Linked DNA regions of Homo sapiens: all the other regions are linked to region 2. The links are chromatin contacts, found by Hi-C in ENCODE. All regions are on one chromosome and are shown on one strand. Each heading gives the region's core, a stretch centred on a gene start or an enhancer-like site at or near the end of the contact. The rest is flanking DNA. Distances are from core to core; before and after follow the strand shown. Region 1 holds the start of LINC00693 (long intergenic non-protein coding RNA 693). Region 2 holds the start of LINC02084 (long intergenic non-protein coding RNA 2084). Region 3 overlaps LINC00693 (long intergenic non-protein coding RNA 693).

Region 1 (3,350 bases), core at 732-3,231, 860 kb after region 2:
CTTCTAACAAACTCCCAGATGTTGGGAAGCTTCTGGTTCATGGATCATACTTAGTAGCAAGGAGTTAAGAGTGACTACTCTCCCAGGACACCTTTTTGTAAACTCCAATTTCAGTGACTCAAAAATTCAAGAGGTCTGGTATAAATAGGAAGAAGGGTGATGTTGTTGAAAGTGCTAATTTACTAATTTAAATCATTTGGGAAGAGAAAGCCAAAGGTCAAAATTATTCATAGACCTATCATTAATGGAAAGTTAATTGAGAAATGAAGAGTCATTTAAGGCAACTGCAAAATAGTAACACAAATACCTCAGATGACTAGTAGGGCAAAATTTTCAAAATGTTGCAAGCTGTCTTCATGCTTGAAGTAGCAATTTACATGCATAATTAGGTGCAATCAACAGTTTTGAAATGTAATATATTTTCCGAGTCCATATTTACTTGTGACAGATGCTTAAAAAAAACTGTCCCCCAAAAATAGAGGGGCAGAAGAAAGGAGAAATATTTGCATTTAACAATAAGAATCTTTAAAAGGACATGTCTAAATTTAGGACAAATTTAATTGAAGTATTGTATCTTTATTTTGATTTAATCTTCATTTAAGCCTTGAAAGAAGTTCACAAACGTATTTTGGAAGTAGCAAGCATGGAAGAATAATAACTTACCAGTCAGCTATTCCTGCTGCTGTCTGAACTGACATGTGATTTTTATTGCTACACTGTAGGGAAAAAAAAAAAAACAAAAACCTGACAAATTCAAACCTTTATTGCACAAAATATTATTGACTTTCTTCCTGTCTTCAGAAGGGGCTTCATTCTCTAAAGATACCAAATATCTTTTAGGAAATTTAAATAAAGGTGATTTAAACCGGTAGCTTCTATTTTGTAAATCAAGGTCTTCAGATGAACACTCAGTGTGAACATATATCATCTTACTGTTCTCGGTATAACAATGTTAGGTGCTCGATATGCACAAAGACACTCTGCTAAGCACATTACACATATAATCTAATTTACCATTATAAACGTTCTATAATGATTGTTGGTTTATTACCAGGTACTGGGGAGGAGCTCACTCTATTTTCAACAATTCCCAATTTAGAAAACGAACTTGAAATCTGATTTTTAGAAAATCTGAAGAAAAAGAGAATGGGTAATTTGGTCCCTAAACTTTTTCTTCTTTTTCAAAAACTTGTTCACATTGCATTACCCAGATTGGTTGTCTACACTGATGAAAGTGGCAATTAATTTCTGTCACACATGCAGAGTCAGATTAAAAGATAGCATTGAGGGATACAACCTAATGATGTGTTCTTGTGTAACTGCATCAATGGGACAGTGTGTCTTGATATGTAAAAGTTGTGTTTAAGTTAATGCAAAGCATTCATGGGATGAGCAATGCAATTTTCCAGTTTCATCAAGCAAGTGTGATCTGTGATACATGCTAGGGGAAAAAAGCCATCCTCTGCCAAGAAACGCATGAATAGTTCATTAATCTGCTGATCCATTTGGGAGCATTATGGAATTCAAAGCCCAGAATAATGGGCTCTATTTAATATTGAACAGGTTCTTGATAACCCGCCATTTCTCTCCAGAGCTGCTTGAAAGTCCCTCCTGGACGTGCAGAGTTGCAGTGGCAGTTCCCATGAAGTTGTAAGCTACTACCCAGGATCAAGTGGTGTTAAATTGAGAAGTCATCCTGTTCACCTGACTAGTGGTGAACCCTGATTTAAGAATTTCCAAGGCTACCCTCGCCATCTCTATTTAAATTTATAGACGCAACGCACTGCCTGCCCTGGGGTCACCACCGAAGCCTCCTGGTGGAGCCCTGCCCTGCTGAGGACGCTCTTCCAGCACAGAACTCACCACCAAAAAGAGACGGCGCCCAGCTGGCGCCCGCCCCGGGCACATTGCAGTAAATGCCTGGCAGCGACTTCTCGCTTCTCCTTCCTCCTACCCCATCGACCCTCTGTTGCCGACCTTTACGCCAAACTCCGGCGCGCCGCGAGACTCGCGTCCTCGCTGTCCCCGAGGGGCCCCACCCCTTCCCGGTTCTAACCTGCGACCTGGCCAGAGGCAAGGGTAGGTCGACTTCCTGCCCGGAATTTGCCGTTGGCTTCTCCTTCTCTACTCCAGTTCTTTAGTGCAGGGCTGTGCGGCGCGGAGCCGCCAGCGGCAGAACAGACCCCGGAGCGGAGCTCTGGGATACACACACGCGCAGCCCGGAGGGACTGACCCCGGAGGCGCGCTCGGCCGGGAGAGGGAGGGGACCAGGGCCAGCGCGGAGGCGGGGGTCACCTGGGGTTGGGGGTGGGCGCACCAGCCCTCCGCACGCTCCTCTCTTTCTAGTCCTCGCCGCCACCACCTCGCACAGGTCGGAGATCCCTCCTTTCCTTGGCTCCTTTGCGTTGGGGAGGGGGTAAGGCTGAGGGTCGGCGCTTGGTCAGCGGGCGGGGAAGGTAGATTTCACTTGCACCTGAGAGTCCCTATTCTTGCCAGCTTCGCCGGGCAAAGCCCGGCGACCAGGTTGGTTCTTCCAGCAACTTTGTTCAGAAGGTTGGTAGGGAGGAGAAACGCCAAGGGGCCCCAAGAGACGCTGGAAAGCGGCTAGGAGCGTGGGCCGGGCTGGAGAGCAAGTACCCAAGCGGCCCTGAGGCTGGGAGCGCGGCTGGGAGGCGCCGCCGCCGCCGCCGCCGCCGCCGCCGGGATGCGCTCTGCTTAGCGGGACTGCCGGGGGCGCCTGAAGGCCAGCGCTCCAAGGACACGCGGCCACCCGCTCCTCGCGCACCCCGGCCCAGACGCCGCCAGGGCCGGAGCCAAGCAGGCGAGCGGAGCTGCGGGGAGCGGGGGCGAAGGGTGGCAGAAGGGAGGGCGCGCGGGAGGCGGCCCCTCCTCGGCGAGCCATGCGTGCCACGGGCAGCTGAGTAGCTGCCGGGCGCCGCTGCCAAGTCTCCACTCCGCTTTTGTCTTGCCCTCCAGTGAATGGGAAGATGGAGATGGATGTTGAGGGAGTTTCTCCGCGCCCGGAGCCCATCCCCCGCTCCCAGGGGGCTGGCGGAGCCTGCCAGGCGCCGCCACAGCCGCCCCAGCCCCAGCCGCCGCCTCAGCAGCTGGCTCAGGATGAACTGCCCGGCGAGAGTGCAGGCGCTGAGGACAGCGACGATCCCGAGACGAGACCCAACGGCGAGAAAGGAGAGAGCAAGGTAGGTCCACAGTGTTGGCGCTGTGATACCTTTTGAACAAAACCAAGGAGTTGCTGTCGTGGCTGTCACTTTAACCCCTCCGCTCCCCAACCCCCTTCCCTGGTTTGTGTGGGGGTGGGGGTGGCAGATGTGAAGAAGGCTTAAGATTTA
Region 2 (3,005 bases), core at 65-2,564:
AATTAGTGATACCTACTAATATTCGGAACTACTCAACAGTTTACAAAACAGTTAAATTTATAATCTCATTTCTTCCTTCTCAGTACTCTTTGCCGGGATAGGTGCTGTTGGAATCCCCACTTCACAGATGAGGAAATGAAGTTCAGTGAAGCTAAAGACAATGCCGCTGTAAGGGGCGGCGGACTAGAACTTAAGTCACAGAACTCCAAATTCCAGGCTCCTTCCCCTACACTAAAAAACTTTTAAAGAAGCGTAGGAGTGTGGGGCTCAGCGGCTCACACCTGTAATCCCAGCACTTTGGGAAGCCGAGACTGGTGGATCACCTGAGGTCAGGAGTTGGAGACCAGCCTGGCCAACATGGTGAAACCCAGCCTCTACCAAAAATACAAAAATCAGCCAGGTGTGGTGGCGCACGCCTGTAGTCCCAGCTACTCGGGAGGCTGAGGTAGGAGAATCACTTGAACCCGGGAGACGGAGGTTGCAGTGAGATCGCGCCACTGGGTCCTTTTTTTTCTTTCTTTTTTTTTTTTTTTTTTTTTTTGACGGAACTGTTCAGGACCTGACAAAGCAGCAGCTTTAAGAGTGGAGGAGCTCTCTTCGGCTGGGGAGATCCTTACTCTCCATGGCCACCAGATGGCGAAGGCTGCCCGCGGCCCAGAAGAGAGAGGAGCCTGCAGACCCGCGCGGAAACTCTGCTGCGGGACCTGGAGGCCAAGGGTGAGGCGTGGGGTCCTCCTCCACTCCAACTGTGTGGGGAAACCTGGGTAGAACTTAAAGTTACAAAAGTCATTGTGCAAGCCCTGCTGTCCCCACAAGGGCTTATAGGAAGGGGTTCGGAGCTTTTCAAGGAGGCAGGGGAAAATTAAACTCGTGTCTCTTAATGTGTATTTGGTGGGAGGGGAATGCTGCCTGAAATAATGCATTGCTTCGGCGGCGGTCAGAGATCCATGTGACGCGGGGGCACTTTAGGGACCATTGCTGAGGGCCTGGTTAGCATTTGGGCAGCTGAATCCTTCCCTTGGCGAACTCCATACGTGCCCTCGGCGACACACAGAGGACTCCCAGAGTTGAAGAAGGGGGTGGATGTGTGTGTGCGCACTCGCCCACGTCTCGTGTTTTACTTTTCATTTAAGTCGTAATAAGGAGAAATTCGATGACCAGCAAGGCTGGAGTCCCATCGTCTTGTTGGGGGAGAGGGGGGAGAAGAAAAAGGTGCCTGTAACTTCAGACTGTCCAAGATATCGCTTAGCTCCTGCGCCCGGAAGAAAATCCAGCGCAGGTCGGGTTCCGGCGCGCGGAAGCCCTGCGAACCCCAAATGTGTGCGCTGAGCCGAGGCCTCTAAGCGGTAGGAGAGAATCTGACCTCCGACATTCTTTTCAAGACACGCGCCGGTGGACCGGGTCCTGGGATTGGCTTACTCCCGGGCTGGACCTTGGGGTTCGCATATTTGAAAGCGTAAACTTGAGGAATGACGGCGGGGTGATGGGTATTTTATAGAGTGGGACTCAATCGTGCTCAGCAACAGATTTCTCCAAATTCCCTTTTAAAAAGAGCCTCCCAGAGCTGTCGAAATCTCCGCGGGGTGAAAGCTAAACTTTTGGAGTCGCTGTGTAGCCGGGTAGAGGACACGGCGGCGCGAGCCGGAAAGATAAGTGTCCAGGCGAATGGGAAAGGAAAGATCTTAATTTTTGTTCCTACTGTTAGCTGAATGTCCATAAAAATCAAAGGGAATGCGGGGAAGTTTTTATTCCAGAGCGTTTCCATGACACCCGCAGAGATTTAAAAAATTACATTCCTCCCCCTACGCAGGTTTAATTCGGAAAGAAGAGACTGCAGAGGAGAGGGAAGACCGTGAGTCTGCTTTCACCTAGGTTTAAAGCGAATCAAAGACGGCTGTAAAAAGGGAAACCGGGACCAAAAACAGATTTGGAGCCTCGAAACTCTCCATTGAAGGTTTGGAAGATACGTTGCTGCAGACTTGAAACCGGCTCCAAATCCGGCCCAAACATGGGCTGAAAATATGGCGCGCTAATCTGCTGCTTCCCCTCCTCCTCAAGTTCTTTCTGACTCTTCCCACCTTTCCCAGTTTCCCTTCCAGACGTCTGCGGCTCCCCACTCCACCCCCAGGATAGCTACTCTACATCCCGACAATTCCCAGCTTCTACACCCAGGAGGAGGAATTCTGGAACCACCCAGAGCGAACTCGTGCCGGGGCGGGGTGGGGACCGGAGGAAGGTCCTGCTCCGAATTCTCTCCAGAGCAGAAAAGAATTCTAGAGGCTACATGTGGGCTGCTTTCCCCCCTTCTTCCTTTTTTCCCTCGCAAACCAACAACCAAAAAGTGTTTGGTGATGGAAAGAACACCAGTGGAAAACGGCAAATAACAGTATTTCCAACTCCGAGTCAGGTCCTCTTTGCACTGCTTTTTCCTGTTTCATTGCAATTTATTGATTTTATTGTGGTTTTTTGTTTATTTGGGGCAAGAACGGAGATGTGAACCAGGACGAGCCAGCAGACCCCCGAGCCAGTATCTCCTCCCTGGGCAGGGAACACCGCCTGCACCGGTGCATACTAGGAGACCCTGGCGGAGAATGTAAACAAACCGGGCGCCGAGCCCTTGATCTTTATTTAAATAGAGGCTTGTTTATCGGTGTCATCCTAGGAGGATTAATTAGATACATCTCTTCACAATTTGGTGTCTGACACTCCATCTTAGGAATGCCTTATCATAAGGTGTTAATTGGGGCCACTCAGCCACTTACGTTTCTATTAAACACTGTGAGGGACTTTTCACAAGTACCAGGTTCTTTTTTACTGTACGATGCAAAAACATACAGGACCCGAAATAGACTAGGGCCAGAATCTGCTATATCCCGGCAGTGATTAGCACTTTGGGGCTTTCTAGAGGGCAGAAATAGGAGAGCACTGTTTTCGAAATTCCATCGCATCTCCCAATATTCGGTGGTTGGATGCAGATGTAAGGGGGCTGTTGGGGGTGTGGGGAA
Region 3 (3,325 bases), core at 190-2,689, 950 kb after region 2:
TGCTGAGAGCTTTTGAAAGTAGAAGAGCACTTTTAAAAGATTGAAAATTATTTTCAACTTTAAAAAATCAAAAAAAATTTACCAAGTAAATACGTTCAGGTAAGCAGCATCCACATCAGAAAATAACATTGCCAGCATTTTAGGGGCTTCTTTAATGCTTTAATGCTCCCTTCCTGGTTACTAACCCTCTACCCAGTGATAATCATCCGGACTTTTTTTTTCAAGATGGAGTTTTGCTCTTACTGCCCAGGCTGGAGTGCAATGGCATGTTCTCGGCTCACTGCAACCTCCGCCTCCCAGGTTCGAGCAATTCTCATGCCTCAGCCTCCCAAATAGCTGGGATTACAGGTGCCCGCCATCACGCCCAGCTAATTTTTTGTATTTTTAGTAGAGACAGGGTTTCATCATGTTGATTAGACTGGTCTCAAACTCCTGACCTCAGGTGATCCACCCGCCTCAGCCTCCCAAAGTGCTGGGATTACAGGCATGAGCCACCGTGCCTGGCCAGTCATCCAGACTTTTTAACATTTATTAGTTTAGCCTGTGTCTGTGTGTTATTTAAATGGAGTCATACAATATGTAGTATTTGGTATCTGGCCTCTTTGCTCAATTTTATGTCTGTAAGATTTGTCTATCTTTTTATGTGTAGTTGTTGATTGCTCATGCCCATTACTGTGTAGTGTCCCATTGTATGAATAACTACAATTTATGTATCTATTTTTCTGTTGCTGGAAATGTTGCTTATTTTTAGTTTATTATTATCACAAGCAGGACTATTAGGAAATTTTCATATATATATATATATGTACCATTCAGCACCCATAATACACGTTTCTATTGCGTATAATCTTAAGAGTGAAACTGCTAGGTCATAGAACATACATATGTTCAAAAATTGTACTCTCAGTTTATATTCGCACTACCAGTATATGAGAGTTCTTGTCCATGTAGCATATATTCTAATTTTCAAAATGGTTCTGTGACATAGTTACAGTTTTATTGTCGTTTTTCATTTTAATAAAATCCGAGTCTTAGACAAGATAAAAGACCAATGTCATGTACTATTAGTTTATACCCCAATGCAGTCTGACCCCAGAGCCTGTATAGTTTAGTAAAGTGTCCAAGGGAGAGAATACAGTCGTGAGTTCTTAGTTTCCCTTTCTGGTTGGGTCAGTGAAGTCCCTTCCTCACCCCTCTTTTCTGTTTATCTCTACAGACAGAAACTAAAAACAATGGCTACAGGCCGCTAAAAGCCTAAAACAAAACAAAACAGAACAACAACAACAAAATAAGTTGGCTTAGACAAGCTTGCAAACCACTATCCTTTCTTATGCCTCTAGGTTAAGGATGTTATCATATACAGGTGTCCTCTACTTGGTAACTTTCACAGCTCATTTCCATAAAGCCAAATGCCAGCCCAGTGTATGTCACCTCCTACTGTGGCCAACAGATGGCGCTAATGGTGGTTTGAAACTTGTCACTTGGGGCTTTTGAGCACATGAGCTCAGACATAGCCTCTTAGAACTAGTCTTTCTCTATAATGGTCTGAGCTGACCTGAGAGCCAGAAACTTTAGGATCATTTCTCTCTCCCACCCCACCTAGTTAAATCCCAAATCCCATTCATCTTAATCAGAAATAATTCCTGAATATGTACCCCTCTCCATTCTCTCCTTCCTCTGTGTGTGCTCTCCTCCTGTCCCTTTTTTTAGCACTCATCACAGGTGGCTATTTATGTATCTGCATTGCCCTGCTATGCTGTGAACTCCTCAGGGCAGAGACTGGGTCATATTCATTCTGTGTCCCCGGTGTCTGACAGTGCCTGGCACAAAGAAGGTGCTCACGTTGGGGACTGAATAAAGTTCCCCTGGCAGAAACCCAAAAGGTTCAAAATGACTGTTCTTTCCTGTAGTCACAGAAGCTCACAGGGCATTTGACTTGCCCTGTATGCTCTGAATGGTCTGGTATCGTACTCTGACCTATGGGAGATCAGGGCTTATTATCACACAGGCTTCTGGCCAACAGTGTGGCTTATTTGTACATTCCATCTCTCTTCTTCCAGAAGATGAAAGACAGGACATGATACAAGCTACGAGATCATTTTTTTAAAGAAAAATGGGTGGTTGTCATAGCATTTCTGGTGTCAGACTGCAGATATGATCAAGCTGTCCATTTACCCTGGTTCAAATTGAATTGCTGGTAATTAAGAATGGGGAATGGGGTTAGGTCCATCTGAGATCAGACAGCAGAACCATTAAGGACAGATAAATCCCTTTATGAGAAATAAAGAGACTCCTGGTTATTAGACTGTATGTTTGTGGGCTAGGTGTTTGTTTTTAATCACAAAGTTTTGTACACTTGGAAGAGGTTAGGTAAAAACATTAAGCAGATTAACATTTTACAAATATTTTCTTTCCCTGACCGTCCTTTTCTACCTCCTTCCCACAGTTACAACTTTTCAATGTTAGTGCTGATATTCTCTCTCTCTAGTATATCACTGTGTTGGGTTAGGAGCCAGACTGCTTGGGTTCAGCTCTTGGTGCCACCCCTCCTATTTATGTGATCTTGGGCAAATTAACCTCTCTGAGCCCCAGATTTCTCATTAGTAAAGTGAGTTTACTATTATAATATTACCTTCCTCATAGGGGTGTAATGGGGATTAAATGAGTTTTAATACATCTAAAACTCTTAGAATAGTGCCAGCCCATATTAAGTGCACTTGGTAAATATTGGCTTTTTTTTTTAAATCACACCAGACATAGCTGTTTTATGAAAGCATTTCCACAGTAACCATGAGCAAGTTCATTTATTATTATGTTTCATGTTGTGGTAGCTTGTATTATTAGGGTGAAAAATGGCCAAATGTAAATGAACTTATATTTAAACTATTTTTTTCTCACCAATTTTGCTGGATAATTTCTATACTCGTTACATAATATGAGCAGAATCCTATACTCTCTACACATGCCACCATAATTTCTTATGTTTATATTGCATCTTAAAGTTTATAAGTGACTTTCACTTATAAAATCTCATTTGAAACTCTAAGAAAGCCTTGCAAGATGGACAGGGCTTTTCAAATATTCATTCCTATGTTATTTAAGAGATAAGAAAGCTGTGTCTTTCTGTAGTTAAGGGAATTTTGCAAGATCTCAAGGATAGTAAATGACAGAGCTGGGATTACCATCCTTCTGGTCCCAGTAGCTCACTCATGGTCAGGGTCTAGGAGCTTGTGGACAAACATGCACATTAGGGAGCTTGGTGAGCTGCAAGTGGATGGTGTGTATGTCCGTTAGTAAAATGTGTGTACATGCAATGGCTTCTACC

The links. A loop is a pair of places that touch in the nucleus more often than their neighbours do. Pooled maps may share reads with other maps.
Region 1: a map of naive thymus-derived CD4-positive, alpha-beta T cell shows a loop between it and region 2 (3-fold over the local background). The contact joins the promoter of LINC00693 here to the promoter of LINC02084 in region 2. A Hi-C loop is called at or near these places in 1 of 168 maps with a recorded cell type or tissue (naive thymus-derived CD4-positive, alpha-beta T cell), 13 of 37 single-sample maps with no recorded cell type and 9 of 50 pooled maps.
Region 3: a pooled map shows a loop between it and region 2 (9-fold over the local background). The contact joins the enhancer-like site here to the promoter of LINC02084 in region 2. A Hi-C loop is called at or near these places in 3 of 37 single-sample maps with no recorded cell type and 7 of 50 pooled maps.

Annotation. Positions count from the first base shown.
Region 1 is chr3:28,573,297-28,576,646 of GRCh38, forward strand. It overlaps LINC00693 (long intergenic non-protein coding RNA 693), which reads left to right and starts at 1,982. Exons shown (of 5, transcript NR_038840.1): 1 at 1,982-2,079; 2 at 2,977-3,200. It overlaps LOC107986012 (protein transport protein SEC31-like), which reads right to left and starts at 3,031. Exons shown (of 3, transcript XM_047449399.1): 1 at 2,057-3,031; 2 at 664-716. The coding sequence starts at 3,031. The coding sequence ends at 2,441.
Region 2 is chr3:27,711,605-27,714,609 of GRCh38, forward strand. LINC02084 (long intergenic non-protein coding RNA 2084) reads left to right here and starts at 1,315. Exons shown (of 2, transcript XR_007095851.1): 1 at 1,315-1,438; 2 at 1,553-2,796. It also overlaps the pseudogene KIAA1143P2. RefSeq lists enhancers at 1,128-1,813, 2,485-3,005.
Region 3 is chr3:28,666,397-28,669,721 of GRCh38, forward strand. The region is part of intron 2 of LINC00693 (long intergenic non-protein coding RNA 693); the gene reads left to right. Among named protein-coding and RNA genes, the nearest start is that of LINC00693, 93 kb to the left of the region's middle. RefSeq lists a silencer at 1,376-1,535. Within about 2 kb of position 1,440, at least 5 of the 41 ENCODE cell types and tissues checked have a DNase peak (open chromatin) inside an H3K27ac peak, as active enhancers do.